6 separate regions of the Homo sapiens genome follow, and all the other regions are linked to region 1. The links are chromatin contacts, found by Hi-C or POLR2A ChIA-PET in ENCODE. All regions are on one chromosome and are shown on one strand. Each heading gives the region's core, a stretch centred on a gene start or an enhancer-like site at or near the end of the contact. The rest is flanking DNA. Distances are from core to core; before and after follow the strand shown.

The links. Hi-C counts contacts between places; a loop is a spot of excess contacts on that map. ChIA-PET counts read pairs that join two places held with the same protein, here RNA polymerase II (POLR2A). Pooled maps may share reads with other maps.
Region 2: a loop to region 1 is called in a map of CD4-positive, alpha-beta T cell, with 2.7 times the contacts of the local background. The contact joins two enhancer-like sites. A Hi-C loop is called at or near these places in 16 of 168 maps with a recorded cell type or tissue (B cell, CD14-positive monocyte, CD4-positive, alpha-beta T cell and 8 more), 35 of 37 single-sample maps with no recorded cell type and 18 of 50 pooled maps. POLR2A ChIA-PET finds 5 or more read pairs at or near these places in 3 of 52 experiments (CD4-positive, alpha-beta memory T cell, GM12878 and activated B cell).
Region 3: a map with no recorded cell type shows a loop between it and region 1 (2.9-fold over the local background). The contact joins two enhancer-like sites. A Hi-C loop is called at or near these places in 9 of 37 single-sample maps with no recorded cell type and 5 of 50 pooled maps. POLR2A ChIA-PET finds 5 or more read pairs at or near these places in 2 of 52 experiments (T-cell and activated T-cell).
Region 4: a pooled map shows a loop between it and region 1 (3-fold over the local background). The contact joins two enhancer-like sites. A Hi-C loop is called at or near these places in 8 of 37 single-sample maps with no recorded cell type and 9 of 50 pooled maps. POLR2A ChIA-PET finds 5 or more read pairs at or near these places in 2 of 52 experiments (T-cell and activated T-cell).
Region 5: a loop to region 1 is called in a pooled map, with 2.9 times the contacts of the local background. The contact joins two enhancer-like sites. A Hi-C loop is called at or near these places in 1 of 168 maps with a recorded cell type or tissue (CD8-positive, alpha-beta T cell), 3 of 37 single-sample maps with no recorded cell type and 7 of 50 pooled maps. POLR2A ChIA-PET finds 5 or more read pairs at or near these places in 2 of 52 experiments (activated T-cell and naive thymus-derived CD4-positive, alpha-beta T cell).
Region 6: a pooled map shows a loop between it and region 1 (2.8-fold over the local background). The contact joins two enhancer-like sites. A Hi-C loop is called at or near these places in 3 of 168 maps with a recorded cell type or tissue (CD4-positive, alpha-beta T cell, CD4-positive, alpha-beta memory T cell and naive thymus-derived CD4-positive, alpha-beta T cell), 1 of 37 single-sample maps with no recorded cell type and 13 of 50 pooled maps. POLR2A ChIA-PET finds 5 or more read pairs at or near these places in 2 of 52 experiments (activated CD8-positive, alpha-beta T cell and activated naive CD4-positive, alpha-beta T cell).

Annotation. Positions count from the first base shown.
Region 1 is chr11:128,755,400-128,760,535 of GRCh38, reverse strand. FLI1 (Fli-1 proto-oncogene, ETS transcription factor) reads right to left here. Exons shown (of 9, transcript NM_002017.5): 2 at 2,210-2,421. Among named protein-coding and RNA genes, the nearest start is that of SENCR, 62 kb to the right of the region's middle. RefSeq lists enhancers at 1,794-2,294, 2,295-2,795, 2,852-3,111 and a silencer at 4,738-4,857. Within about 2 kb of position 2,640, at least 8 of the 41 ENCODE cell types and tissues checked have a DNase peak (open chromatin) inside an H3K27ac peak, as active enhancers do; they include CD8-positive, alpha-beta T cell, where a contact is called at or near this core.
Region 2 is chr11:128,282,275-128,287,410 of GRCh38, reverse strand. No RefSeq gene overlaps it. Among named protein-coding and RNA genes, the nearest start is that of LINC02098, 76 kb to the right of the region's middle. Within about 2 kb of position 1,915, at least 2 of the 41 ENCODE cell types and tissues checked have a DNase peak (open chromatin) inside an H3K27ac peak, as active enhancers do; they include CD8-positive, alpha-beta T cell, where a contact is called at or near this core.
Region 3 is chr11:128,396,858-128,401,993 of GRCh38, reverse strand. No RefSeq gene overlaps it. Among named protein-coding and RNA genes, the nearest start is that of MIR6090, 120 kb to the left of the region's middle. Within about 2 kb of position 2,738, at least 4 of the 41 ENCODE cell types and tissues checked have a DNase peak (open chromatin) inside an H3K27ac peak, as active enhancers do.
Region 4 is chr11:128,420,729-128,425,864 of GRCh38, reverse strand. All of the region lies in intron 1 of LOC124902789 (a long non-coding RNA gene), which reads right to left. Among named protein-coding and RNA genes, the nearest start is that of MIR6090, 99 kb to the left of the region's middle. RefSeq lists enhancers at 737-1,031, 3,038-3,538. Within about 2 kb of position 3,007, at least 4 of the 41 ENCODE cell types and tissues checked have a DNase peak (open chromatin) inside an H3K27ac peak, as active enhancers do.
Region 5 is chr11:128,449,046-128,454,181 of GRCh38, reverse strand. LOC124902789 (a long non-coding RNA gene) reads right to left here. Exons shown (of 2, transcript XR_007062948.1): 2 at 52-2,462. Among named protein-coding and RNA genes, the nearest start is that of MIR6090, 71 kb to the left of the region's middle. RefSeq lists enhancers at 1,881-2,060, 4,717-5,136. Within about 2 kb of position 2,386, at least 19 of the 41 ENCODE cell types and tissues checked have a DNase peak (open chromatin) inside an H3K27ac peak, as active enhancers do.
Region 6 is chr11:128,491,046-128,496,181 of GRCh38, reverse strand. The region is part of intron 3 of ETS1 (ETS proto-oncogene 1, transcription factor); the gene reads left to right. Among named protein-coding and RNA genes, the nearest start is that of MIR6090, 29 kb to the left of the region's middle. RefSeq lists an enhancer at 2,541-3,740. Within about 2 kb of position 2,866, at least 5 of the 41 ENCODE cell types and tissues checked have a DNase peak (open chromatin) inside an H3K27ac peak, as active enhancers do.

The sequences.
Region 1 (5,136 bases), core at 1,391-3,890:
AAAAAAAAAAAAAAAGGAATCTCCACCAGTGGGATCTGGATCTTCAACAAGCATTGGGAGCTCCTTGGAGAAGGGCCCCATTTAGGAGGCATCGTAGAATAGGCCTCCTCACCAGGTGGGCGTTGGCAGGAATGAGGTGGTGGTGCAAAAGCATGACACACAAGCAGAGGGAGCAGAAAGGTGCCTAACAGATGGCACGTGGGGCTGGAACCAAACGCCTGGGTTCGGGCTCCAACTTTGCCTCCTTTAAATCCTTAGACAAAGCACTGTCCCCTGAAAGCCCTGCTTGCCTTCCTGTGTAACAGTGAAGTTACAGTAACTACTTCTTAGTATAGTGGTGAGGAACAAGTGGTAAGATAATATGGGAAAACGTTCAACACACCATGTCCTTCGACTGTTAGGAGCTCCGGCACCATCAGAATTACATCTGGAGAGAGATTCATCTGAGGGGCTGCAGGCTCAGAACCTCTGAGCCTTCCTGAAATCCTGGGATCTGGAAAGGTGGCTGAGATCCCAGTCACTGGTTTTGGTTAGTAGGGTTGAAATGTGGTAGGCCTGGCAGTTCCCACAGGCAGGTCTGAGGCCATGAGCTGCTCTGGAGGAGTTCTCCCTCCCAACCATGCTCATTCCCTTCTCTCTCTTCAATCTAGACTAGTTTCCTCGGTGACCTCATCCACTTTCACAGTTCAGACTCCTTAGAGATGATGCCCAAACGTAAATTCCAGGCCTGAAAGATTATCTGAGCTTCAGTTCCCAAAGCCTAGTAGACGTTTTTATCTGGATGTTCTACCCATTGCTCACAAGGAATCTCAAAGAGAACACTGACATCCCATCCTAAAGCATTTCCTGTGCCACCTTTCTGCGGCTGCTCACAGCACCAGCCTTTAAAATGTGCAGGCTTTAGTCGCCTTTGATTCTTTCCTGTCATGCACCCCCTTCATTCACACTTTACTCACCTAAGCCCTGTTAATCATCTCTTTGCTATCGCCCTTATGTATCTGTCCTTTTCACTTTCCAAAATCACTATCATCACTTAGTTCCGAACTTCATTATTTCCTATCTGGGATATTTTACTAACTTCTTCACTTGTCTTTCTGACTCTCCCATCCTACCGTCTGTGCGCAAGGACTGTCAGCTCGCTAGTCTTAAGTCACTGCTCTGATGAGGTTAAATGTCACGTCTGTGCTCAAAGTCAGCCTCTGGGTTAAATGTCACATCGGTGCTCAAAGTCAGCCTCTGGCTGTGGAATAAATGGCACATGTTTTCAGCCTGCCATTCAGGGCCCTCTGTTGCTTTTTATTTTCATCTCTTTGTGCCTTTGGCCCAGTAGATTATCTGATATTTTGTGAATAAGACTGATGTTCTCTGTCTTTCAAGTCTTTGCTCATAACAATCACTGTCACTATAGAGCACTTTCCTAACGCGTCTCAGGCACCATCCCAGGTCCTTTCCCTGAGGCATCAGAGTAACGCTAGAGTAAGGACCATAAGGAAGTGAATATCCCAGTCCTGTTTGAGAAGGGAGAAAGCTGGTGCTCTGAGGGGTTTCGATGACTTGCCCAAGGGGCAGAGGCAGGACGCAAAACTGAGGCCGCCTGTCCACTGTCCTCTTCCATGACCCTGTGATTTTCTCTCCCTGGACCCTCCTGTCTCCATTTCTACAAGCAAAGCCCGAACTGACCCAGTATTGTACCCACTTCATGCACGCCTTCCAGGTGCCTGCCCCCTCCCAGACACAGTGAGCCCCCACAGGAAGGTAGACACCTTCCTCATCCCTTCTCCACTCTTACTAAAGAATGGTTTGGTCACCTTTGCTCTGCTGAGACCTGCCCAGAGGGGTTAAGTATCTTCAACAGGACAGGGAAGAGTAGCTTATTGCTAAGCTGTCCCCAACAGGACTGGACCTGGGCCTGGGATTAACAAGAAATAAGTGTTCCACGAGTGTCTGCATAGGCGCTTGGGGCCTGACTCCTACCTGGCCTCTGAGGGCTTCGTGGGCCCCAGAGAGGCAGGGGGGCTTCCTAGCCCTACTCCACCCCATCATCAGTCTGTGGCCCTCTCTGCCTTAGCTCTCTAGGGACTGACACAGGCTTCCTGGCCCAGCTCTAGAGCCCCATCTGCTGCAAAAACCTTAAGTGCCAGAAGCCACTTGCTGCAGATCTGGCGACTTTGTGCCTTCCCCCAATCCTGCACAGGCCTGGTGAGCTTACCTGGATCCATTCATGTGGTCATACTCCCGCTTGACGTTGACCCTCACTGGCTGATTGATCCACTCCTGCTGTGGTGGGAGGGGGTTGATCTTGTGGGGCTGCCCGTAGTCAGGACTCCCCGAGGCAGTCATGTCGGCCTTGGGGAGATGGGCTGCCGCTCCGTACGCTGAGTCAAAGAGGGACTGGTCGTCGCTCACCACCGACAGAGCCTCCTGCAGGGCCAGAGAAGAGACAGAAAGCCCAGTGTCACTCTTCACCCAAGCAAGTGACACTCTTGCTTTGAGCTGGCAAGGTGGCCCAGGGCTGCCCCAGGACAGCTTGTCTGGAAGTTCCTGTTTGACTCACACTCCAGGGGGCAGGTTTGCCCTTATGCAAACCAGATGGGTGTTTGCAGGTTACCTGGGTGAGGAGGGACTTTGGGCAGTGGAGTGGGGATGGAGGAATCATGAAAGTGGGTTTGTTTATTGGTTCTGTAGTCTGGGACCCCCAAAAAGGAGGGTGGGGATAGGGAGGCCAAGAATAGTGGTGACTTGGCATGGAATATAGTATTGTGGTGGTGTGTGAATGCTAGATTTTTCCAGGCATAAGCAGAAATGCCTCTTACGAGCTGAGTGGAGTCATCAGCAATGAAGGGGAGATGAGATCCAGCATTTATTTTCCAGGCAAGGCCAGTGAGATCCACCCAGAGAGGCTAGGTGTGCTGCTCAAGGTCACACAAGGGAAGGGTGGTGCCCATGGCTGTGGCCAGGCCAATTTCAGTTTCCTTATTTGTAACAGGGATAAAAATAGTTTTAGCACAGAGTCGATAGGTGGATTAAATGAGAAGATCTGGTGTGGGGGTGTAGCTTGTAAGAAATGCTCAGTGGTTTGCTGAGGGCCCTCTAGGAGGTGCTGGTGCATCCTGTAGATCTCAATGTTGATGACTCAGCCAGCCAAAGGACGAAAGAGGAACCTCAGACACGTGAAGTGCCAGTCAGGGCAAGACCCTCCAAAAGAGGTTGTTGGGTCCTCCCACTCATATTATCCCATCACTGACTTGGGTGTGACTTTGGGAGATCATGGATTAAGAAAAGAAGCCTTGGCCAGGCATGGTGGCTCATGCCTGTAATCCCAGCATTTTGGGAGCCTGAGGTGGGAGAATCTATTGAGTCCAGGAGTTCTAAACTAGCCTGGGCAATGTGGCAAAACTGTGTTTCTACAAAAACAGAAAGAGAGAAAGAAAGAAAGAAAGAAAGAAAGAAAGAAAGAAAGAAAGAAAGAAAGAAAGAAAGAAAGAAAGAAAAAATTAGCTAGATATGGTGGCATGTGCCCAGCTACTTGGGAGGCTGAGGTGGGAGGATCACTTGAGCCCCGGAAGTAGAGGCTGCAGTGAGCCGTGATCGTGCCATTGCATTCAGCCTGGGCGACAGTCTCGAAACAACAACAACAACGACAACTAAAAAACTTTGCACATTCCGGAGATCTGCTACCAATCAAAACATGAGGGTAAGAGTCTCCCATTATTCCATGTCTCATCGAATCACAGGCATCCAAGGTCAGGGACCAGGGCATAGTGTTCACTACAGTCACATAATTACACCAAAGTAAGTCTTCAGAGAAGATGGTAGTCATCTATAATTGATCTATAATCTATATAATCAATAATTATATAATCTATAATTGTGATAATAGTTGTGATAATACATGCAAAGTACTTAGAAGTCTCTGGCACATAGTGAGTCACACTCAGAACATGTTAGGTATCATGATTATTAGCATTCAAACAAAGATTCTCTTAGGCCACCTGTTAGGGGCTGCCTTGTGTCCTCACAAAATTCATATGCTGAAGCCCTTACCCGCAGTACTCAGAATGTGATTGTATTTGGAGATAGGACCTTTAAGGAGGTAAGGTGAAATGAGGCTGATAGGGTGGGTTCTAATCCAATATGACTGGTGTTCTTATAAGAAGAGGGAATTTGGACACACAGAGAGCCCCCAGGGGAGTGTGTGCACAGAGGGGCTGCCATGTGAGGACACAGCAGTCATTGGCAAGCCAAGGAGAGAGGCCTCTGAGGAAAACCAACCCTGCTGGCACCCTGATCTTGGACTTCCAGTCTCCAGAACTCTGAGCAAATAAATTTCTTTTGCTTAAGCCACTCAGCCCTGGTATGTTGTTATGGAAACCCTAGCAAATGGATACACCACCTTTACTTGAAAATGTAGTGATAGGTGAACAGCACTTGTTAAAGCTGGGATTTGTCTACCTTCCTTGTGTAATTCACATTCCTGAATTGAATGTCTTCTTCAGAATGAATGCTCTTCATATGCCTGTAGAATTACAACCTGCTCCATGGGCTGTCTCTTGTCTCCCAGGGCCATTCTCCACCCCAGCGGACAGACAGCCATAATTCAAAAAGGGAGGCTCTTCTATGGCTGTTTTCAGCTGGGATCAGGGAAAAAATACTGGAATATACTCTAGGAGTCCTGCTTTTGCACCAGAAGGCTTTGGATGGTGTAGGTGCCTCCAGACATACATTCAAAGCAGAGTTGCCCACACAATATTAAAACACTTACATCCCCCAACCGAGGGGATCTCCCTAGCCCTAACATCTGCTGGGATCCTTCTTCATTTTCTACCAGATGCCCTTGAGTCATGCTCAGAGTAAAGCTGTGCTTGTCAGAACCATTTGTTTCTTGGTTATTATATCCACTCTTGATTTCAGCTAGAGTTCAGCTTTGGCTTCATATCCTAAATTTTGAACTGTTATCTGGGCTCAAGGAATTATGGTTCTGAGCTGAAAAGGGTGACATTGCAACCTTTCAGACAGCTGTCCCTGACTCCATGAAATTCCTTGAGCTCCGCACTGGAAGCAGAGGACACATTACCACCTATGACCCCTAAGTGTCTTTTGGTGATAAGAGTGAAGAACATGTACCACAGTCCTGCT
Region 2 (5,136 bases), core at 666-3,165, 470 kb after region 1:
GTGAGAGGAAGGTCTGAAGATAGTTCATTTGTTAGTAACAAGAGCTGACAAAGCGTAACGAAGAAGGTCCTTAGATAACATGTGCTTATTATGGATCAAATCAGCACCATGCTATGAATTTCTTGAGCTACTCTTGGATGCTGGGGAGTGGGAAAAGAGAAAACAGGAGGCAGAAGCTAGCACTAGAAGTAAGAAGAACAGCCAAGCACATGAGGATTCCAGCGTTTGAAAGAGAGAAGCACTGACAAGGCCACCTCAGGACCAGAAGTGGGCAGGAAAATGGGAAATCAGGGATTCACTGAGGGACAACAGATCACAATGAAGGGTGAGAAATTGCTGTGGCCTTATTGTGATCAGAAGGCAGGAGGCCTGATATTAAGGTGAATTCCAAAAGCATGAATGCATGTGAGTTTTGCTTACCAACTCTGCGCCTCACTATTATGATCCTAATAGTCAATATGACATGCGAGCTCCTTGTCCTCATGGAGCTGTGATCTATAGCAATGGCAGGAGGCAGAAAGAAACAGACAATATGAAAAAAATAAGTAAAGAAAATATCAGGTGGTGATGATGATATAAACAGAGTGATGTGACTGAAGGTGGCTGGGGTTACCATACACTAATTGGGAAAGGAAGGTCTCAAAGAACAGCTAAGTCAACACCTGAATGACTAGATAGAGGCAACCATGTGATAAGAGATCACAAGAAATGCTCTAGCATTGGGGGATAAAAGGAAAAGAGGCATCAAGGATAACTTCTAAACTTTTGGCTCAAACAACTGCAGGTCCTGTTTACAGAGATGAGAAAGACTACAGAGGAGCAGATTTGAAGTGGGTGAGGGTGAGGATTGGCATTATAGAAAATCAGGAATTCTCTTTTGCCACATGAAGATGTCAAATGCTGGTCCTGGAAATGGTTCTAGGCACAAAGAGAGCATAGATGAAGGCCAAAGGGTTTTAAGGTCAGAGTATTAAGAGTAAAGAACCTTAGCTTGCAATATGAATCATAAATGTCATTCTTGTTCAATGTCTTGAGGTTGTTACAGATGCGGGCAGGATGCCAGTTGAGAAGAAAAATCCAAAACTAAAACAATAAACTTGAATTGAAATTGCAAGGAACAAGGGTTGAATGTCCTGATGACATCCTAAAGGCTAGTGGATAATGGATAATTGGGAAAGGGATATGGAGGTAGACTCCATATATAGTAGCAGTTGATAGAAATTAAATATATTTCCTTAACAATATTTACAATATTTGGCAATTGAGCAAAGTGCTTGTTAGCACAGGTACATACAAAAATCAAATGTAGGGAGTGAGACACCTTACAATAGGTGAAAGTATTAAATACAGTAACTATGGAGGCAGAGTATTAAGGGATTGATCCAAGATTTTACAACCTAAGAGAGTGGCAGAGAGGGACCTCAGAAGATCCAGCTTGAAGCTTGCAATTCGCACACGTTCAACCTAAGATTTCTTCTTTTTTGCACTGCTTGTGTGTGTGTGTTTGTGTGTGTGTGTTTGTGTGTGTGTTTCCAGCACAGCTTTTGGCTACTATTTCTCTAAGCAAACATGTGATTCTAATGAAATTTGCTGAATTTCAAGCAGCCACACGTGTATGAAAGCTGCCCAAGTTGGATATTTGTGGAATGCTGATTTTCCATACATATCAACATTTGGTAATTATCATCAGAACTATTCATGCAAGTTTAAAAGTGGAAATAAAATTAAGAGAGATTCAATAAGGACCTCAGATGACCTACTGGGCAACCCTCCGAGGTAATCAGTCCTTCAATGAGTGGATAACCATCCTGTCCTATGTAGTTAGGCATTCTCTTTAGTTCAGCCTCTCCTGGAAATCTTAACAGAAACATCTGCCATTTCCTCTTAAAACCCCACACATAGAGTGGGGTGGCACCTCGCTAACTGATGAGCTACAAGCAAGTTGTAATAAGTATGTTTCTAAATTGACATAAATTGGTGTTTGTATTCTTTTCTAATTTTGTAAGTTTCCCAAGGCCTGCTTCTTTCTGTTTTGTTTTGCTTTTTCTGTCTCAAAGGCTTAGCATATAGGTTTTGAATAAGAATACCACTGGCATAGTCTATTAGTTATTGATTGCTATGGGACAGATTACCCCTAATTACCTTAGCTGTTGAATGAAAACAACAAACACTTCTTCTCCGTGGGTTTCCTTGGGTCAGGAATCTGGAATTGGCTTAGCCTCATCGTTCAGACATAGGGTCTTGTCAAAAGGTTGCGACTAAAATGTTAGCCAGGGTTGCAGTCATTTCAAGGCTCAACTCAGAGAGCATCCACTTCCAAGCTCACACACGTGGCTGTTAGCAGCCCTCAACTGCATGCCAAGTGGGCAGGGTAGCTGGCTTCCCCCAAACTGAAGTGATCTAAGAGAGTTTTGAGAGAGAACCTAAGACTGAAGGCATGGTTTTCTTATAACCAAATATTGCAAGTGATTTCCTATCATTGGTACAGTAGTCTATTCATTAGAAGCAAGTCCCTAAGTCCTCCCAACACTGAAGGGAGGGGAAGTACACGGGGTATGATTATCAGAAGGTAGGGGCCATTGGGGACCGTCTCGCAGATTGACTCCCACACATGAGGAGTCATATGAGGCTCGTGTTGCAGATGGGAAACTGATACTCTGTCAGGAGTTTAATTTACCCAAATCCATGCCTCTCAGAAATGGAGCAAAAATCAATGTGTCAATGTAAGCAAAATTTGGATCAGCCTGATTCCAAAAATCTGTGTTTTTCCTAGCACATTTAGCTGCGATATAGTATTATTATGTTGATAGTCACACAAAAACTTGTACCTGAACTGTTAAAATAATTTAATATGGTTGTAAAAATGGCTTAGCAAGCTGCTTCTCCAGAACTTTATTTATCCAATTAAGATCTGCCAAAGACTTACTCTATGGCCATACACCGTATCACCACTGCCAATCAAAGGAGATTAAAAAAAAAAGTCCATGCCTTAAAGGAATTCAACATTTAATGTGGAAAACAAACTTATAAGTAGATAATAACAATATAAAATGATTAATAGAACACAGAACTATAGAATCCAGAGAAGGTGGAGAGTATCTGTTTTAAGTTGCAGAGGAATGTGACATTTGCTACAGGGAGATGGGTCTCAATAGATGAGTAAAAGACAGGGAGGACAGATTGGGGTGACTGATACTACAGAAAGAGAGAAAAATAAGCTGAAAAATATATTTTCAGGGTAGCTTAGCAGTTTAAAAGCATGGGTTGTTTTAGAACCACTCCTTATTAACTATGTAAGCTTGGGGAGGTTTTCAACCTTCTGTGCCTCAGCTTTCCCATCTGTAAAATGGAGTACAAGAGTAAAGTCCACCTCATGGTATTACTGTAAAGATAAATAAGAACATAAAATGCTTAGAATGGTGCTTAAGCCCTCAAAAGTATTAGCTATCATGACCTGAAAGGATATGAGCTTTTGGCATGGTACTTTGGAAGACATATAAGACAGATAATTGATCTCTGATTATGGAATTTTTTAAGTGCCTTACAGGACTTTTGTTACAGATTTTAGACTAACCAGATATAGAAATCTCTCTGACTCTGTTCCAAAGCTATGGCATTGCCAGATTTTTTAAAGTTTTAAATATATAATGTAACTGGCCTTATAAGCAAAAGTGGACAATTCCATGTTGAGAAGAACAAATCCATTGTGACAGTGATGGGAGGAAGCTGGTGCTACACAGCCAAGGGGAAAAGCCAGATGGACTGCATACCACTAAGGGCCAGAGTGAAAACCCCCATCCGGAAAGAAAGCTGAAGCACAGATCTCTCATGTGGCAGGAATTCTGAATCTGGCTCTCTGAATAAAACCAGGAGAAGGTAAAACATTGGCTTGTCTGTAAACTGAGATTGAAATATCTTTAAGACCTGGGCTGAAAGCTTAGCTGAGATGCAAGCCACCCATTCCAGACCACAGATGGAAATAGAACCACTCATGGGAAATCAGAATCTGTTTTCTGTATTATGAGAAGATTTAAGGCCCAAATTCACAATAATATTGAGGTGGGGAAAGTCTGAGCTGAGAAACTCACCTCAATACTGGTCTAGGTCTCTTGAAATACAAAAGACCCAGCCCAGGAAAACTGTAAAAGTGTCTCCTAAGGAATCATCACTATCTGGGACTCTACATGACTCTTACGAAAGATGGCACCAAAAGAAGATAAGCACTTAGGCAAAAACCCTTAACACATATACAGAAATCTAACACAGTTGATTCTTTTTATTCTTGCTAGTTTTTTTTTTAAAGTCTTAAATGTAGCTATTTTCTTTTTAATTTCCATAGGTTTTTGGGAAACAGGTGGTATTTGGTTACGTGAGTAAGTTCTTTAGTGATGATTTGTGAGATTTTGGTGCACTCATCACCTGAGTAGTACACACGGAACTGAATTTATAGTCTTTTATCCCTCACTCCCTTCCCATCCTGTCCCCAAAGTCCATTGTATCATTCTTATGCCTTTGCATCCTCATAGCTTAACTCCCACATATGAGTGAGAACATACGATGTTTGGTTTTCCATTCCTGAGTGACTTCACTTAGAATGATAGTCTCCAGTCTCATCCAGGTTGCTGCAAATGCCATTAATTCATTCCTTTTTAAGGCTGAGTAGTATTCCATTGTATATATATACACTACATTTTCTTTATCCACCAGTCATGCTAGTTATGTTCTATGAAGTAGCCACAATCACCACATTACTGAATACTGAATTATTGCCCCTAGGGGAAATATAGGGTTTGTTACTCTGAGCTGCTGGTCACTTTTTTTTTTTTTTTTTGGTCAACCAATCAATACATAACCTTGCTTTATGTATGTTTCTATTTAAAGACACCTTACTTAATATATGCTCTTAATTCTTTAACATTAAACACATGGCCAATAGCACTCTAACTCATGCCTGAAGGAAGTTTTTCTAACCCACATATTTCTCCATAAGGCACATCACTGCTTTCTTGAGTTAGGAACACTACACAGCACCTCAGCACAGACTAAGGGCCATTTAAAACAGAGCAATCACTAACAAGAAGTACAAAATGCAAACAGGATGGAACTAACTACTCTGTAAAAAGGACATGTGTTGGC
Region 3 (5,136 bases), core at 1,489-3,988, 360 kb after region 1:
TGTCTTTAAATATTTACATGGGAGAAGAACTAAGCACTTTTCCCATGCCTAATGAGAGGACCTAGAGGGTTGTAAGTAGCTCAGTGAGGAAGAAGGTTAGGTAAGATCAACTTTTAGCTTGGCTTAGTGTAAGAAAAGCAAACTTCATGAAAGTAGGGATTTTTTTGGTGGGGGCGTGCGGGGTGCTTGTTTGTTTACTTTTTTTTTCTATCATCTAAAACCAGGCTTGGGCACTTAGTTGGCATTTAATAAATATTTATTGAATAAATGAATGATGGTTTTTCAAATAGTTAGAGTTGCCTCAAAATGAGCTGGGATGGCTCAGGAAGCAATGAGTTATTTATTCCTGGACTTACCCAGGCATGATGTTTGGTGAGATGTGATAGAAAACATTCAAACGTGAAGTGGGGGCTGGGCTAGGAGAACTTCAAGGTCTATATTAACCTTTAGATAGAATTATTCTATGAATTATGGAAAGGACAAGTGTGCAAGGGAACAAACATGAAGTTTGGTGCCCTTCCAAAGCAGTTGCTCAACAATTCATGTATCCCTCAACACCCCATCCTGCCCACTCCCACTTTTGGTTATAATGAACTCATGGCTAGCCAAGGAGTTTCCTTCGTTAGCTGAATGATTGTCGTGCCCTTCCACTGATCTGGCGAGGACACAGCTTTCAGCTCTGACTTCCATCATTTCTCTTAAGTGTTCCTGAATACAGTCTGGTAGCATCAAGAACAGAGAAGGCTATACTTTGCACTCAGAATCCAGGACTAGGGAGTCACTCTTTCATGGGCCCATCACCCTGCACCCCAACAGCTTGTGAAATGCCTGCAGCTCCCTGCTTAGCTTCTTGGCCTCCTGTCCAAACCCCTCACCCCCACACTTTTTTTTTTTTTTTTTTTTAATCAGAGCCGCAACCAAATTCCCTAAGACCATAACTGGTGTATAGACTCAAGAGTATAAACACGATCCCTGGCATTCATCACGGGTAATAGAAACCAGAGATGAACTGTCACGTAGCTGGCTATCCTGTTGCTGAGTCAATGCAACCTTTTAAAAACACACTAAAAAATACACACACAGGCTGGGAACAGAGCATGAAAGAAATTCCAAGGAATAGTTTCCTTTTTTCCTTGCTTTTCTCATTTTAATTATATAGGAATTCTGTAACCAGAAAAACATAAAGAATTAAAAATAGAATCCGGACTTCTAAGGATCTGCAAATAGAGTAGTACATGGAGAAAAAGCTTCTTATTATTTATAGGCCATTCTCGTTGCAAGAGATTTAATCATTTTAATATGAAAAATATGCATGGTCCATCTGGTGGCTACCTCTTCACCTCAGTTGCTTCTCTCAGCAACCATGCCTGTTGGCATATACTGTAGTTGCACAGGGAACTAGTTTTGAAGTTAGAAGACGAGTTTTAATTTTATTTCCTTTATTACTTATGTGACTTTGAGTAAATTACTTTTTTCTTTCTAAATTTTAGGTAACTCACCTGCAAAATGAGAATCAGAATATCCATTATGCAGGAATTCAATGAAGATTCAATGACATAATCGTCTGTTCAGTCCAGACCCTGAAATATAGCAGGCCCTTGGTAAAGGTTAATTGATTCTAGATCTGTTTGGAGTTAGAAAATAGCTCAAAAGTATAGGCCTTGACACTACTCAAAAACATACTAGCTATTCTTCACCAAAACTGCTTATCCACAAATAACTATATATGTAAAATAAGAATAAATGAATACATAAATATAAATATATATATATGACATCAACATATACAAGCTTTTTTGTTATGGCATTTCACACTGACAGAATAATTTTTATAATGATATGAAACCATTTTATTTTTGGTTAGGTTAATGCCCCTTTGCTGTTAGAGCCAGCAAATGCCCAGCAAAACACGAGAAAAATTAAGCATCTAACCTCGTTGGTTCAGGATTGGTACTTTGTAAAGATAAGACACTTAGAAGATAGATACAATTAAAATAAGACAAGAAACAAGGCAGAAATTAGAGGTGACATATTCATTTGGACGGCCATCAACCACAATCTACTCAGCTGTATTCCTAATTAGTACTTAGGCATCTTAGTTTCTATCCAGCTTCTAAGCCTAATTACTTCCTCGACCATTATTTATTACCTGGTGTGGTAAGACTGATGCAATTATTCCCATTTCATAGTAAACATGAATAAACCAGAGGGAAGCTAAGTAATTTCCTGAAGGCACCCAATGTCTGTTATGGAGTTAGGGTGGAATTCAGACAGGCTTTGAGTAATTTTAAAATAAAATACCTTTAGCAGAGTGAAGCTGGGTTTGCCTAATAACCTCTATTAAGTCGTGAGCACAGGGCCATGTGTGAAAGTGGCTTACTGCATGTTGAATGTTAAGTGAGCGAGCACACTCCACATGGCTAGGGTAACTATTTTATAACTCACCATTCAAAGCGGAACACCTCTGATTGTGAAAGAGAGCACTATAATAAATATTCTGGAGCAACATGTATAAACAAGACTGTCATGGAAATTTCAAGACATATGATCACACTATCTAAAGCAGATCACTCCAGTGAGCCATCTGAGGTTCTTGGAATAGCAGAGCCACTCTCTGCAAGCAGTCTGCAATTTGACCCTGGAACTTGCAGCCCAGGCTTTCTTGAAGATTCTTGGTTTAGAATCATGGAAATGACATCATCCTGAATCAACTGATCATATCCTCTTTTGTGCCACATTCAGTGGGTACCATGTGCTAAAGAGAGAATTTCATGTAATTACAGTTGATTACATAAATGGTTCTTGTCACCTTAGTCTACATAACTGAAGTCAGAGTTTCTTGAAAGTAGCATAGAGAATCATAAAAATTATTTAGTGAATCTCTAGAATATGGTATTTCTTTCTTTGGGTAAAAATGCCTGTTTCTTTCTCTTTTAACAAGTTTTTGAAGAAACTGGTTTTAAGTTTCTGAATCAAACACAGATTTTTCTTAAACTATTTGCATCTTTAATTTCCTCTTTTAGGTCTCCTGTGAAAGCTCATTTGGTGGTTTTGTAATACTTCAGTAAATTTAGCTCCTGGTATGTGATTTAAAGAGAACTATTGAACACTGTATTGTGATATAGTGGAAACAATACAGGACTAAAAAGAATAGTGTTTTGTGTTTTGATCCAAGTTTACCATTAAGTTGCTCTTGACTTGAAATGAGTTATTCAAGCTTTCTAGGTCTCAGTATTTCTCTCTCTCTCTCTCTCTCTGTCTCTGTTTCTGTCTCCCCACCTCCACATATACAGTAGTCATGCATCACTTAAAAACAGGAATACATTTGGCTGGGCACAGTGGCTCATGTCTGTAATCCCAGCACTTTGGGAGGCCGAGGTGAGCAGATCACCTGAGGTCAGGAGTTCGAGACCAGTCTGACCAATGTGGAGAAACCCTGTCTCTACTAAAAATACAAAATTAGCTGGGGGTGGTGGCGCATGCCTGTAATTGCAGCTACTTGGGAGGCTGAGGCAGGAGAATCGCTTGAATCCGGGAGGTGGAGGTTGCAGTGAGCTGAGATCGCAACACTGCAGTCCAGCCTGGGCAACAAGAGCAAAACTCTGTCTCAAAAAAAAAAAAAAAAAAAAAAAAAAAAAAAAAAAAAAACCACCACCACCACCAACAAAAAAACAGGGATACATTCTGAAAAATGTGTCATTAGGCAATATTATAGTATGCAAACATCCTAGAGTGTACTTACACAACTCTAGGTGGTACAGCCTACTACACACCTAAACTATATGGTATAGCCTATGGCTCCTAGGGTACAGACATGTACAGCATGTGACTGTACTGAATACTGTAGGCAATTGTAACACAATGGAAAGTATTTGTGTATCTAAACAGAGAAAAGGTACAGTAAAAATACAGTATTATCATCTTATGGGAGCACTGCGGTTGGTCATTGACTGAAATGTTATGTGCAAATGATTATATATACACATAGATATATACAATACATAATAAATAGATATACAATATTATATATATATATATATATATATATATATATTTCTGTACCACACAAGCTGTGTCCATTCATCAGTTGATGAACCTTTGAGTTGTTTCCACTTTTTGGTTATTATGAACAGAGCTGCTGTCAACATTCTTTTACAAGTTTTTGTGTGGACATATGTTTTCGTTTCTTTTAGGTATCTACCTCCATGGAATTGCTGGGTCATTTGGTAACTATGTTTAAACTTCTAAGGAACTTCTAGACTTTTCAAAGCAGCTGTACCATCTTATATTCTCACTAGGATGTATCAGGGTCCTAATTTTCTCATATCCTCCCCAACACTGGTTATTGTCTATATTTTTGATTCCAGTCATCCTTGTGGGTGTTAGGTGGTATCTCGTTTCGATTTTGATTTGCATTTCCCTGATGGTTCCTGTCACTACTCATAACCATACAGTTATTTATCTTGATTAGAGTTCAGAACTATAGAATACTGCAAGTATATTGGACGCTCCTAATCCTGGGACTGAGTGAACAATCAACAATGGAAGATATGTTTAAAGTTTAGCTTTAACCTATGGAGGAAAACTTGATTTGCTGAGTCCCTGACTATGCAAGAGGCTGGTGGTCCCTGCTGAGGAAGGAGTGAGGATCAGCCCTTCCCTCTGGTCTGCAGCCTCTGCTGACAGCTGGCTGGTGTCCGTCATTGATCATCACACTAGCAGAGTGCGCCTGGTCCAACACCTCTAGACTTGTCCCAACGGTTTATTTGTCTAATGGCTCTTCACAAACAAGAGAAGGAGAATCACATCTCCCTTGAACATGCATCCATCTTTCGGTTCTCAGGATTACATTTGTTTGCTCTGACCTTGGCAGTCTGTCTCAGACAGCTTCTTTCTATATCAAATGGGTTGTGTTAAAACCTAGTTTGAGAACGAAGAGTAAGCCAGGGAAAAATGCATCATTTTGCAAAGTTCGAAACCAGGCATTTTAAAGAACTAACACATCAGTGAAGACAAATGACAGGACAATGGATTTAGAGAGCATGTGTTCCCCTAAGCCCAGTTTGTTTGAGTAGTGTGTGTGTGTGTGTGTGTGTGTGTTAGTGTGTGTGTGTGCATACTGAAATTACTTGTGAA
Region 4 (5,136 bases), core at 1,758-4,257, 340 kb after region 1:
CTCAGCCTCCTGAGTAGCTGAGACTACAGGCGTGCGCCACCACTCCTGGCTAATTTTTTGTATTTTTAGTAGAGACAGAGTTTCACCATGTTAGCTAGGATGGCCTTGATCTCCTGACCTTGTGATCTGCCCGCCCTGGCCTTTCAAAGTGCTGGGATTACAGGCATGAGCCACCCCGCCCAGCCATGAGTTGAGTTTTATGGGCCGCCAGCGGGTGTGGCTTGTGGACCATGGTTAGGATCTTATTCCTGGTGGTGGGAAACTGTTGGAGGGTTTCAATGGGGCAGCAACATGATCAGATTCATTTTTTGGCAAGAGTGAACACAGAAAGATCTGTTAGGAGGATTCCACCTACATGATCTCAATGGATGATCATAACCCTGCAAGGGCTGACGTGTCTTACATTGGGACACTGAGGCTTTAGGGATCCCGAGTGGCTTTTGTAAAGCCACACTGCTGTTGAGTCGTGGAACCCAGATTAGAACCCAGGTGGCTAGGGTTCCAGAACCTGCTTTCATAACCTTCAGCATAGCGTTTCTCCCATCAAAAGCTTGTGTAAGCCACTGCCAGCATTGCTGTTAATTGTGGCTCACCAAGGCTTGGAGAGAGCTGGATGAGAGGGGAGCAGAGTCCAGCGTGGGTGGGGCTGGACTGGCAGTGGCAGAGGAGAGGCAGCTGCTGTTCACATCAGGGTCTGGATGGCCTTGTCGCCGCAGGAGGCTGCGCTGCTCCACCCTCCCAAGCGTTTCCCAGCTCCGTCACAGGGTCTCCGTTCCCACCACAGTGTGTCCCAGCAGTTCCATTTGTATTTGTACCCAGAGAGCTCCACTGAGGCCTGTGGTCACAGAGTGACTCCCTTCCATGTTCTGCCACAGGTTGCAAGCCATAGGGTGAAGGTCACACAGTTTTGTTTGGCCATAACAGCTGCCTCCATGGCAACAGCGTGTGATATCACTGGAAAAGCCATTTGTGGGACTCCAAGCTGGAAGGAAAAGGCAGAGTTGGAGAGAGCTGTAGCGGGAGACAGAGAAAGGGCAGGGTCTCTCCGGATGCTCCAAGGTGCTGGACGCACAGGTCCCTTTCTGTAGTCCTTGTCATGTAAGATCTTTTCATTTAGGCTAAGCAAATCCAGATGTTCTTCAAATAATTCAGGCATATTTGGCCCAAGCATAAACTTGTCTTCATTTTTCATCCAATCTGACAAACGTTTGCAATCGCCTCACTCTGTGAGTTCCAGGACACCTTCGGGCTGGAAGGGGTTAATGAGAACAAGCCCTCCCTGGTGGCTTCCCTTCCCCCTGGTGCTGCCCCTCGGCCCCTCCCAGGCCAGCAGGATTTGCTGTCCAAAGGCCCTCAAAAGACATCCAAGCAGTCTTTTCTTAGAAACAGGAAACTGTCTTCGGCCAAGTACAAATGAAGTGAAGCACCCAGAAACCTGAGGACCGCTCCAAACTGAGGCCTGGAGGCAGACAGGGAGGGCCCAACTCCTGGCAGGGCCTCCAGGACTCAGGCTCTCATGAATGAGACTGAGCTCAGCTGCAGCCTCAGCCATTCTTCGTTGCACTCAACCCATTATGTAGTGACGGTAACAAATTCATTGAATGACCTTCGGCATATATATATATATGTGTGTGTGTCTATATATATATATGTATATATATGTATATATATATGTGTGTCTATATATATATAGACACACACAGTATTTACACAATATTAGTTATTTGTTACTTTTTATAACCTCATCACCATTTCATTGGACAGACACTAATCACTAGCAGGATTGGAAATGTCACTGACATGCTGCTTAGGAAGTGATTTGAATAGAGGAGAATGGAATAAAATGGAGATCGTGTTTCTTTCTAAACACAGGAGGAATAGTGATGGGGAGACACAGTACAAAGGTGGGTAATTGGTATATCTTTTGTGCTAAGCTGCTTCACAATTCTGTAAACTATCTTTTAGAGGGCTAAATAAATATCTTCCAATTTCCTTGAGGACTGGGACCACATCTGTTCACTGTGGACTCCCTAGCACCTAGCTTGGTGCCTGGAATTGGTAGCTACTCAATAAATAGGTTTTTGGATGGATAAATGAATAAACAAACAAATAAATCAATGAACTTAATTCTTGATTTCTCAAGATCATAAAAAGATAATATTGAATTGGGGAATGTTACTTGCCAGATATTCGGGAAAGGGAATAGAGGAGAGAAAGACAGTTGGTATGCTGGTGGAAAATCACTTTCTCCCACGATGTTAGGAGAAGGAATGTTAGACTTGAAAGCAGAAAAGCCTGTGTTAAATCCTGTGATTGAGTAGCTGTGTGACCTCAGACAAACTGTTCAACCTCTCTGAGCCTACATTTCTTCGTCTCTCAAGCAAGACTTTCCAATGCCTACAGACATTATCTTGGGATTAAGAGAAACCAGGATGGAAGAGAGTATGATAGAGCGTCTAGCACACAGTGCTCCTGTGCTTTTGATAAGCTGGCATTTCAGCAGGCTTGGCTCTGGGGCTCAACCTCTTAAATGCACGCTGTCATTTATTTTCCCACGGATGGAGCTCACCATCTGTTTTCCCAATCAGCCCGAGTCCTCCTCCCCTCTTAGTGTTCTTCTTATAGGCCAGGAAGTCCCTCCAGTCCCAGGTATGCTGCTTCTCGTGGGCAGGTGTCGGGTCCAGCCTTCCCTGCATGGGGGCTGTGGCTGTCAATACCATCAGCTTGAGTGAGCTTCTCATAACAGCTTGAGAATGCACCTTCCTGTGTTTGGAGCTGTGGAGCATTGACCACTGATGAGACTTTTTGTGTGCTTTTACCTAAATTTGGGCCTGGGGATAAGCATTAGTTACTGTGCTGGGCTCACCCATCTTTTATGAGCAACAATTCATGCAGAAGGGAGAGCAGACACCACTGCTGAGCCCTCCTGTGGCTCTGCGCCCTTCTCTCCCCGTCCCTGCCACCACCTACACAGGGCGCCTGGGTGACAGCTCCTCTGTGGCAGCCCCTCCCCCTCCCATGGCACTGGGCTTTCCGACAAGCCTGCCAGCTGAGGGAGTGGTTTCTGTGGTAGGGGCTGCCTCCACTCATTTTCCATTAGGGTCACCAGGCAACCACCAGACAGTGACAACGCCTGATGCAAACTCTGCTGCACCTAGCGACGAGCTCTGTATCCCATTACGAGGCCTGGGCTGGCTACAGGGCTGGCTGTGCCAAGCTGCGCGTCTTGCTTGACAGGGCGGATGGGAGACCTGAAGCCATACTGTCCTCAGGGCTTGTGTGCCTGCCAATCTGGGACCAAGGGAGTGAAGTTGTGTTGGGTGGGTCAGGTTGATGCAGCAAGGTTTAAAATCAGATGTGGATCCAAATGAGGCATTCTCCTTTGTCCCATACCACGTGGGACATTTCTCTATTAGGATATTACCCAGGAAATTAACTGCTAAGTTTCTTAAAAAAATCCAAATTCTCATTTTTACATGGTGAGTTACAGTGTTCAAAGCAGACTTATTCCCATGTTTGAGATTTATCCTCCATCTAGCTGTTTGAGGTAAGTATGGTAAGTGACATTGTCTCTTTTTTAGATATGGAAAACTGAGGCTCAAGAGCAACTGACTAGCCAATGTTATATCAGTGAGTAATTAACTGACAAAGACCAATCTTAGGCATCCTTCTATAGCAAACTGTGGTGTAATCTATCCTTCTTTCCCAAGGATCCCACTCTCCCTTGAAATACTAGTTAATTAATCCAGGTATTTACTTATTCATTAATTCCAAATGCCTACAGAGTGCCTACTGCATGCCAGCTACTATTAAAGAGGTGAATAAACCACCGTGCCCTCGTGGCACTTAAATTCTTCGGAGAGACAGACAAGTACATGTGAAACTTCAGGTGGAGATAAAGACACTGGGGAATGGTGAAGCAGGGCAGGAGGCTGGGGAGAGCCTTTGTGCATATGTGTTGGGCTGGAGGAGAGCCTCTGCTGAATACGGGGTGACTACAGCAAGGCTGTTACTAAGCTGCCATTCCATCAGAGCCTGGAAGAAGTGAGGGAGAGGGCCTCCTGCCTGCTCTTGGGCATGTGCGGTATGACATCATGGATTAGTATTCACACAATGGCTGTGTAAGGCAGGAGTCATTGCCCCAGCGCCAGATAAGAAACAGAGACAGTAGCTTTTTTGGAATCCCACAACTGTAAGCAGGGGAGAGAGGGTCCAGACCCAGGTCTTTCTTCAAAACTCTGCTTGTAACCACCACCAATTTCAGGCAGAGGTGCCTGGGGAGATAACTTGGAAAAGAGCTCTTACCAGCATCGCTCATAAAACACTTTGTATCTACCAATAGCACCTAGGTGACTTCAACAAGGGACATTCTAGCAAGGGTCTGTTTTTATTATCTGACTTCCTTTTAATTTTGTTTATGTTTCACATCAGGCAGAGGACCAGAGCTCAGGGATCTCAGTCAACATCAAGTGTGTTCTGGCGAGAAAGACTGAAATCCTGCTAATAACATTTCTTCAAATCTCTCTTTAGTCAGGAACTATGCTAAGTACTTTATATGTAGTAAGTAGCACTCTGTGTCTCATCTAAGATTCAACTCAACTTTTACATCACCAGTGAGATCTTGGCCAATTGTCCTAAGCAATAGGCAAGAGAAATTTTAAGTGGCCAGAGCTGACGTGTAGGAGATATGGGGCAAGAGCTGGGGGCGTTTTTGTGGTGGCTTGGCTGGGGTCACGTATGTGTCTAATCTCCCTAAGTGAAGTAAACTGAGATTGGCTCTACTTGAAACCTTTTTTCTCTGGAATTAAACTATAGGGTTATAAGAAGCAACTCACGGGCTAAGAATGAGGGGAACTCCCTGACATACTTAGAGTTTCATTTGTAAATTTCCACTGTTTTGATTGTTAAAATGGTATGCTTATTATCAAAAAGGCAAAAAAGAAAAAAGTAAAAGCATTTCTAATTCTACCACTCAAAGACCCTCACCACTCTGATTCATTAGTGTTCTGCCTTTGTTCTAGGCCATATTTTAAGTATGTAATTTGGTCAAAACAGTTCATTACGTATGATGGCCTTTCTTGAGAACGGAGCTCTCCCTCTGTTCCCACAAGGCTGTACGCACACATGGAAACAGCT
Region 5 (5,136 bases), core at 1,137-3,636, 310 kb after region 1:
ACATCTCACTTTACAGAACTATAGGATGTTATATCTAGAAGGTGCCCTACATAGTGACGCCACCAAGCAAATTTATTCAGATAACAAACATCCCTTGAGCACCTGCCGTGTGGTTGGCATTGGGTTCAGTACAAGGGAAACCATAAGGAAGAAGGTAAACACACTTTTTTTTCCTTCCGTCTACTTCCAGTAAATTACAATTTATAGACAAATAAAGGGGAACACCATCCAGTGAAGTAACAATATGATTTGACACATAGGAGGAACCTAACCTGAAGGAATGTGTGGCCTGCAGGTGAGTAGCAGTTAGTTAAGTGGGGAGGGAAAGAGGTTCCAGTGGTGGGGAATGCATGTCCAGAGGCTGAGAGGTGAGAAAGTGTGTACACTGATGGAGAAACTGGAAGTAGTTTTATGGATCTAGAGCACAGAGTGCAAAAGAGTGTGGGTGTGAGGAGAGGACAGCAAGAATGTGTGGAGATGATCCAGGGCCCTGTGGGCTGTGTGAAGAGTGACGTGGAGTCCTGAGGCTCTTCCAGCAGGCTAAGTCACATGATCCGACCTGTGCTTAGGAAAATCATTCTGACTGTGGAGCAGAACATGAATCAGAGCCAGACAAGGGTGGAGGCAGGGAGACCAGTTGGAAAACTGTTTCATGCTCAGAAGAGTTGCATGCAAGAGAAGCAGCTATGGCACATCAGAGAGGTGTTGAGAACACAGAATCACTAGCCCTGGGTGTCTGGTCGGTGTGGATGGGTGGTGGGCACTGTGCTAGGATGTAGACCTTGGGTGGCATGAAAAGGCAACAATCAAAGTCCCTGTCCTTGGTCTCAGTATCATCAGAGTGTAGATTTTAGATCCAGAGAGAACCTTAGAGGTGAATTCCAGTGTCCTCATTGTATAGACATGGGGTTTCAGGTTAAGGGAGTTTCAGTGATTTCCATGAGATCACATTACTAACCGGTGACAGAGACAGAATTAGAATTTAGGTGTAGTAACTCTAAAGCCAATCCTATGCATTTAATGAGGGTTGGCAGCTTGTTCTTCCAAACACAAGAAAAAAAACAGCCCCTTCCTTTCTTCCTTCCAGCCCTTCCTCCCTCCTTCTCTCTCTCTCTCTTCATTCCTTCCTCTGTTCATTTGTTTGTTCCTTTCTTCCTTCTCCTCTTTCCTCTGGGGACAAGAGCTCTTGGCTTAGAGGAATGGACAGACCTCCCTGCATGACAGCCATAGGCCCTCTCTTCTAATCGCGATCTGTCTCTCCTAGGAGCCCTGGGCATCTGCCTCCACTGCGGCTGTAATTGGAAAGAAAGAAGGTGTTCATTTCTCTATTTCTCTGCTCCAGCTGCTGATCCTCAGTTTCCCCCTAGAGCTGTGTGAGCCCCCTTTGCCAAGTGACCTCTTCACATTACTTCTGGAATCCTGTTTTGGACAGAACAGGTGCCTGTCTGACTAGTACTGTCATACCTTCCAGCCCCAGCTCAGCATTTCTTGCCACTTCTGTACCTTGGTCTCACACTCCTTCTCCTGGGCCGATGGCCACCTGCTTTTTAAATAAATCTTTTGTATTATTCTAGTCCTTGGTGATTCTCCTGTCTCTCATTCATTCCCTTTACTCTCCATCTTGAGTTTCCTCTCTTTGTGTTGCACATCTTGTATTCCTAGAGAGGAAATCTAATAAGCTGAAGAGAAAAGGCAGTCACCTTTAAGACTGTAAAGTAGGTTTTAAATCCTACGTTTTAAATTTTAAACCAGGTGGTAAATCCTGGCCCTGCCATTGTTGAGCATTGTGAACTTGGGTTAAGTTATTTGACTTCTCTGTGCCTGGCTTTTTTCATCTGTGAAATGGGGATAAAAGTACCAACCTTGCAGGACTGACATGGTGATTGCCAATTCATCTGTGTTGGTGCTTGACATTTAGTAAGTGCTATGTAAATGGACTCTATTAGTAAATCTGAAACTGCAGTTCAAGAAAGTCTTTTTCTCCGTTTTTGAGAACTATTTTTTCACTGGACTCCTGGAACAAGAAAAAGACCTCAGCCTTCAGGGTGAGGACTCTGGAGGGCCTGTCTGAAGAGAGAGGAGTGTCTGTTCCCCGCCTTCCCAGCCCTGGACGGGCTCTGGTGCCAAGGCCTCCCTGCCTGCTGCGGCCCTGCTTGCTATTGCAGCTGCAGGTGGGCAGAGCGGCTGGCTTTGGGCGTGGAAAGGCGAAGGCCGTTCCGGCCAGCTCCAGGACTCAGCATTTTCCACTACTCCTCGCTCTGTTTGTTTTGCTCTTCGGGCTGCCCCCGCTGAGCGGGGACTTCTGAATGATGTCCAACAGCAACGCCGGGTCTGCCCGAAGTCCTCGCCCACTCTGGAGCTCCCAGCGCCTCGCGTCTCCTCCCGTTGGCAGGCGGAGGGAAGGGGGCCCGGCCGGCCCATGCAGAGAGCTCTTGCACAAAGTACCATTGTATGGGGCTGGTCTGTGGGAGACAAATGAAAGGGATTTCAAAATCAACAGCAAGTTATTTTTATCCGTGAAAAGGCTGAAATGCCTTTCTTTTCCATCTTGGAAAACAAACCTTAAGGGATCATTGTGCCGCAGAGTGTTTTCATTTACTCTGGTATTTGAGCATTTAGGAGAGAGGCTTCTGAAAGACCTGGACTCAGAAATAAAGAAATCCAGAAAACTGGGCTGCCGCCGCCGACGCACCCCTCCCCTAGGCAGGAGTCCACCGGGGATGGCCCAGAACGCCGCGCTCATGTGGCCCCATGCTTTCGTGCCTTTCTCTTGCCCTCCAGAGTGGGCACCTCCTTCCATCCACCCCACCCACCGGCTCTCCTGTTCACTGGCCCGCTTTTCTCATCCAAACTCTTAGCCTTCTGCATCTGAGTGGGGTCCAATTCAGGAATATGTGACCCCTTCCTGTAAGGCAGGAGTCTCCAAGGCGGGGACTGCCCGCTCCAGGAATTGCGCAGAATAGAACACGAGATAAGGGAAGAAACCATTAGAGCTTCTATTCATAGGTACTTTCAATCTAAAAATGGGAACTACTTTTCTATGTACTAATATTGAATGTATATATGGACCCCGGTACCCTCAGACTCCCACGAGTCATTTGCATCCGTGCGAAGCACTGTGAGGAAAGTGAAATTCTGCAAGGTGGGTGGGGGAGGTCCTACTGGTGCCCTGATTTCTCTTTTAGCATATTATGGTGTTTTATATATATATATATATATATACTTCAAGTTCTGTGATACATGTGCAGAACGTGCAGGTTTGTTACATAGGTATACAGGTGCCATGGTGGTTTGCTGCACCCATCAGCCCATCATCTACATTAGATGTTTCTCCTAATGCTAGCCCTCCCCTAGCCCACCACCCCCTGGTAGGCCCCGGTGTGTAACGTTCCCCTCCTGTGTCCATGTGTTCTCATTGTTCAACTCCCACCTATGAGTGAGAACATGTGGTGTTTGGTTTTCTGTTCTTGTGTTAGTTTGCTGAGAATGATGGTTTCCAGCTTCATCCATGTCCCTGCAAAGGACATGAACTCATCCCTTTATATGGGTGCATAGTATTCCATGGTCTTGCATAAACACAGTGAGTCGATTTACAAACCATATTATCCCATTTTAACCGAATCACTTTTAAAAAATGGAAAAGTGTCTTAAAAATTCTTCTGTAAGGAAACTGGAGATTGTTGACAGCAGGAGCAACTCATGCCCAAGAAGGTAAGAAGAATGCCATATCATTTCTTCTACTCCTGGAACAAATTATTTGCCAGCCATGTATTGAAGCTAAAACAAAAGCAATTTAATTAGATTTCACAAGATCTGGCCAAAAAGTTTTCCAAGTCATGAAGACTACATTAAACATGGATATATATTTATTGTCATTAATGATGATTAGTGCTCTGGGGTATTATATTACCAGGCAATGCTAACAGATATTAGCTAGTGCGTGGAGTTTATAAATAAATAAATATGTCTGTATTGAAGGTGGTTCTTAAAAATGTTTACTGATGGGAGTATAGGGTCAGAAAAGTTTTGAAATGACTGCTGTAAAGGAATATTTGCTGAGGGCCAGCAAGATTTCTGCTGGTGGTGGGAAAAGCCCAACATTTGCAACAGATAAAAATCAGTGTTTAAATTCTGACTCTACCACTCAAGTTTACACACTCAGTTTACTATGTGACTTTGGGAATACATGTAACTTTTCTGAGCCTCAGTTTCCTCAAAATAACAATAGTGACACTTACCCCACAGATCTATTGTGAGGATCAGTGAAATACTTTCTATTGAGGGTCCAGGGTAGAACTTGACATATAGTAAGCAATGCTCAAGAAGTGTTTGACTTCTCCACTCTCCCCTTGCTTCTGCTGGGAAGCTAGGGAAGAGCTGTGGGCTCAAGATGGAGCCCATTCTTGGCAAAAGCCTGCTGGTGGGCCCAGGGAGCTTCCCTCATGACTGAGAAGGTCAGCCTGGATTTTCTAACACATCACTAATGGCCTGTTCTTGGCTCTAAGAGGAGAGGACTGTGTGTGTATGTATTTAAAACCACTTTGGGTAGGCCTTCCTGGTGGCTTCCTAACCAGTATGAAACAAACGGTTATATGTTGGTTTCAGTCCAGTTCCCAGCAGACAATCTTTTTTCAAAAAAACGTATGTGTCAGAAGGTATCACACAACAGGGCCACAACTGGCAGGAAGTAGCCCCCCATTATGCAACTGAGCCAAAGTTCTCAGAAGTGAATGAGCCATGGAAAATTAGAACCCCCCACTGAGCCTGGAGCTTGGTCTCTGCCAGAACATTTGGACAGCCAAGCTATGCTATAAAGAAGGAAAAAAGCAATGTGTATGTATCAGAGGGATGGGGTTCAGTTCTTCTAGTTCCTTTCCCAGGCTCCCATTTTGCACACAAGGATACAAGAAGGATGCTGAAGACATCCTAGTGTGAGAGCCTCAATCTTCCTCTCTACCAACTCTGATCCATATTGCTGCTCAAACTGGGATTCATATTCTCTGGACAAAGCCACATGCAGGCTCTGAGAGAGCACTGACCAGCTTGTATATATGGAGGTCATTACGTGTCAGACTCCCCATTCTCAGCAGTGCTTCAGGCTCCAGCCTTAATCCTAGATCCACTACCCCCTTGCAG
Region 6 (5,136 bases), core at 1,617-4,116, 260 kb after region 1:
TAAGCATGAGAGAAAGTAACTTGAAGGCTTTTTTTCTTTTTCCTTGAGTTTATTTGCCTCTTATTGAACTTTAACTCTATGATCTCCCTTTATCTAAAAAATATCCTTGTGACAATGAAATATTTGTGGGTGAAATGACTTGTTTTCTGGGATTAGGTGTATAATTCTTCTGCGTGTGTGTATGGGTGTGCATGTGTGTGGAAGATGAAATAAAAACGGGTAGTATTGATAAATTTTGAGTAGAGTTTCTCTCTACTTTTATGTATGTTTGAAAATTGCCAAATAAAAAATGTAAAACTCTATGAGGGATATAGACACCACCTATGAACAGACCTCTTTTCAAAGTGAATTGAGTAAGTGACTTATCCAGTGTGTCTACACTAATGGCGTATGTGAAATCAGAACCTATGGATTTTGATCAACAAGTTATCAACAATGCACGCCCCTCTCTCTCTTTTTTCTTTGTCTTTAGAATCCTATCTTTCAGTTTGGAGAACTGTTCTTTTATCCTCTCCATGTGGACCAGAAGGTTTATTCTTGGTTTACTTTTACTTTAAAAAATATATTTCAGTAAGCCTTTATGTAACAAATTAAACTTCTGTTATATGCAAAGTTACCCATTAGGTTGAGTCAGGGTTGGACAGAGAAGGAAGCCAGGTTTTCACTTAACTCATTTGCTTCATATGGAAGGAAGCCTCAGTTGCCTGAGTGCCAGGAAAAGAAAAGATTATAGTTGATTCTGTAAATGGCTCTTAATTATGTTCTTACGGGGCTAGCTGTATGAAACCCTGGGTTTCTTGGAATAGTTTTAAGTTTTTAATCACTCCTAAAATCTTTCAAAATAAGAAAGGAAAAGTCCCATTTTTTTTTTCTCAGCTCTGAAAAATGTTAGTTTTCCTGGATATCTGATCCATTTCTGTTTGCAGTGGAATAGAGAGAAAGACCCTGAACTTTAAGAGTTAGAAGACTGGCTTCTAGCCCCAGCTGGTCCCTCTTGGCCTTGTGACTTTAGGTCAAGCTCTTGATCTCCCAGGGCCTTGATTTCCTCATCTGTGAAATGGGGACCTTGTGATACCTTTCCAGGCCCCTCCAGTTTTATGTTTAGAGGATATTTTGGAATAGTGTATGTGAAGAGTCTTGGCAAACTGTAAAGCATTTCTCAGGTATAAGGCATATTACTCACTCTTAGTATTTCTTTCATGCTGCTATTGAGTGTGACCATACCCAACACACATGACTGGTATCATAATCTGATGGGGTTGGGCCCAGTTCAATGGTCATGCAAAACTGGGACATGCACCTTGGATTTCTTGTCCTTGGCTGTATCCCTCATCTCCTAACCCTAGGATCCCAGACGCTCCAGTCTTCACATGATCATTGATTGAGAATAGTGAGAGCATAAACTCGTGAGGTCAGTAAGGCCAGATGTCTTGAACTTCTTGCCAAACAAAAGCCACCTAGTGTTTAGATTCTGTGTACCATTGTTGGTAAGAGCCATTCGGTTTCAAAGAACTGAAAAGAGTGGTATGAAAAGACACATGAAACACCCTGGAAGGTTCTTGGAAACTGAACAGCCCTTAACTTTGAGTTACATGTAAGTGAATGGAAACCCTTGTTTTACATTTCACTTGAAACATCTATGAGGTGGTTCAGGGTTAGGCCACAATGAAAAATGAGCAGATGTTTCCCTGCATTCAAAATGCCACTAGCTTATTCTTCTGTAGATTCAGAGAAAGCTACCTGCTCACTTCTGTCTAAATACTGTGCAATCTCCTGCAATGGTTATTTAATCACCAGCTTCTGCACAACTGTCCTTTCAGAGGTCTAGGGGAATTCCTATAAATATTAACTGAAATTTGGGGTCCCAAGGAATAATCAGTGGGCAGGAAATCTAATATAATTGCAATATATTTATGTCCTCATTTTCCAGTGCGTTGTGTTTAGAATCTCCACTGTGTTGGCGTAGTGTTTCTCCAGGCCGGATTCTCAGCATTTTGAAACAAATACGTTATTTGAATTTAAGATATTGTAATTATTAGCACAAAGGAGATTTCAGTATTTTTCCATAAAATATAATTAGTTAATGTCTATGGAGGTAGTGATTAACTTTCAGACACTGATTCTAAAATTAGAAATATTTTGTACCTAATGTAAAAATATTATAATAGGTGATGAAGTAAAGTATTTTAAGAGTAAAGCGATATCTGCTTAGGCTAAGTCATGTCAGATTTTTCACCCGTGTAATGATTTTGTCATTGTTTTTGATGAGTATATTGAACAGAACTGCTACAATCTGCAAACAACATGAAGAGAATTTTTGAATTAGTATTTTATATGGTGAGTTTATTTTCTATTTAATATACATTTTTGAGCATGATTAGTCATCACTTAAGAGCAATGCTCACACAACCGAAAAAGACAATCTTTGCCAACTGTTCACTTAGTTATAGAAGGGAGTTTGACTTTTTTTTTCTTTTTAAACTACAATTCCACACTTTATAGGATAAAGTTCTGACTTTTACATCTGAATCCTTTGGCTCCAAAGACAATGCTGTGCCTTCTCTGGAGCTGATCAAGTCCAAATGCAAGTGTCCTAAGTGGACAGGGATGGTTTCCCCCAGCTGGGATGTGAACCCTTTTTTTAAAGAGATCTAGCACTTGAGTCTCACAGCCAGAGGGGCAGAGCCAGGCACCTCTGATGGGGCCCCAACAGCACGTGGACTGGGCTTGTGGAGATGGCATTGAGGTGGAAAGGCAAAAGTAATTCTAGCTGCTTTCCTGGGAGAGAACAAGTGAGAACCCAGAAGTGCCTGCCCCCTGACAGGAAGCAGAAACCTACGTGGAGAATTGTCAGCTCAGCAGTCCTGTCCAGACCACACTGCCAGGGCTTGTGTAGTTATGGGAGGCAGACTCAAGGAACTTCTTTTTCAGGCTTTCTGCTGTCGTCCTTGGCTGTCACCTCACACTGGCATCCCACTGTCCCAGCTTTCATGTTGAGAAGATTCTGGGGGCCTCCTAGTCAGTCTCATTCTTCAGTTCCCGCTACAGCAGAACCACTGCTTGTCCATTTGGCCTGGCCTGTGTTTTCCACATGTGTTGTCCTGGCCAATTTCCGCCATCAGTAAGGTCCTTTTCATCAAGTCATAAATCTAATGGAGGGAACAAACACACACAACAAAACCCACACAGTTCAAGTTAATGAATTTGTGTTGGATGGGGGTGAAGGGAGGAAAGTTGCTTCAAATTTGGAAAAATTTAATTCACTCAACATTTGTTGATTGACTTGTGTGTTTAGCCATGTGCTGGGAGCTGGGGCTGCTACAGTTGTTTCTTCTCTCAGAAGCAATACTCTCTGGTTAACTAGAGAGCCCTTTTCTCTAAAGTAAAACTGATTTCTACTCTAAGGGAAGACATTTCTGGACCTGCCGCTTAGCTGTTCTTGGAGGTGTAGAGTGGGGATGGATGGGGAGCAGCCATGTGTTTCTTAGTGACTCATTTGATGATTACTCCATTGTTTGAAGGGCTGGATGTTATGTAATCAACATTCTATCCCCTCCCCCAATTACTTCCCCCTAACAATCTGGGATTTTCCATCATTTTGTTAACCTTCCTGGAGACATGTTGATTTTTTCCACTAGATTTTTTTGGGCATGTCCCAGGGCAACCCAAACTTACCACTCCCTGGAACTTCAGATTCCTCGTCATTGGCAAGGCCTGGAAGAGCAGCTAGGGAGCCCTTCTGTTCTTCCAGGGCACAGCCTGGACTCTAGCAGTTTCCTGACAGCATCACTAAAAGCAAACAAGAGAGAAAGTGCCACCTGTCCTTCTTTTATGCAGTGTAATCTCCACTTAGTTCGACATTCAGAGGCAATATATTTGCTCCTTTCTTCAGAGGTTTATCCTATGCTTAATTTCATTCAGCCCATAACACATTGTTTGTGTCCGGGGAATATTTTTTAACGAAGCAAAGTTTAGAAATGGCCAGTTGAAGAATTTCTGTAGTAGCCTTGCCTGGAACTTAGTCATTTTATAAGTCAGTTTCATGGGATACACTGAAGATTCAGGTTTCTAGAAATCACTTTGGTAAAGTGTATCACTGTCAAAAGGTAACAGGAAAGCTAGTAGGGATTCTCAGCTCATTTCTTTGCTTATTCACTTTTTGTGGGAAACTGTGCCTGAGGTTAATTCAGAAGATGTTTACGTTCAGCTGTATTTATGTACCAACATCGTGAACATGGTCTGCAAATACAGGAGGATCTGGATGGACATAGCAGAGATTAAGGTGCATGTGGGTGTGGCAAATGATGATACATTTGCAAATCTGCAGGCTGTAATGCCTCACTCTTCTTCACTACTGACACTAACCAAGCTTTATAGATTTTTCGTCCTGTATGCACTTCAAGTTGACTTGAAGTCATGTTCACTTATGTTATCTGCCTTGCCACTTTTGTAGTCAAAGCCACCATCCTCTCTCACCAGGACTGATGCAATAACTTTCTAAAATGTCTTGCTCATCCATTCATACTCACCCCTAAATCACTCTTTACAGAACGGATAAGGTGATCTTAAAACAAAATGATCTTTTTGTAGTTGATGCTGATGTCCCTGCTCTGAGGACTACACTTTGAGAACCACTGATCTGGAGTATTCTTTTCTTCCTAAATTCTCATGCATCCTTCACAATTCAGGTCAAACATCTCTCATCTTCTAAGGGAGGCCTTTCCTGTTTCCTTCAGACTTCCAGGAATTCCTGTTGCACATTAACGTTGCATCATGTACTTCTCCTTTGAAGCCCTTATTGACATTGCATTTGAACATTTAACTGTGTAGATAGATTTTTAGTGGCTGAATCTACTGCAAGAATCAGATAGCTAGCTCCTGTGGAGACTATTTCTGTGTTGCTCACTGTTGTTTCTTTAATTCCTTGCACAAAGCAAGTGCTAGATAATCATTTGTTGAATGAATGAATATTGTTATTTCATTTTCATAGGTAACTGAAAGTATGTAGTAACATTAATATTCTCGGTAAATGTGAAAGATAAGCAGGGACTGTGTATAAACTAGTAGAGGTGTTCAGGAAGAGTAAACATATTTGTTTGTCAGGGATGCAGGACATTTTAGACCTAGCACAATGTG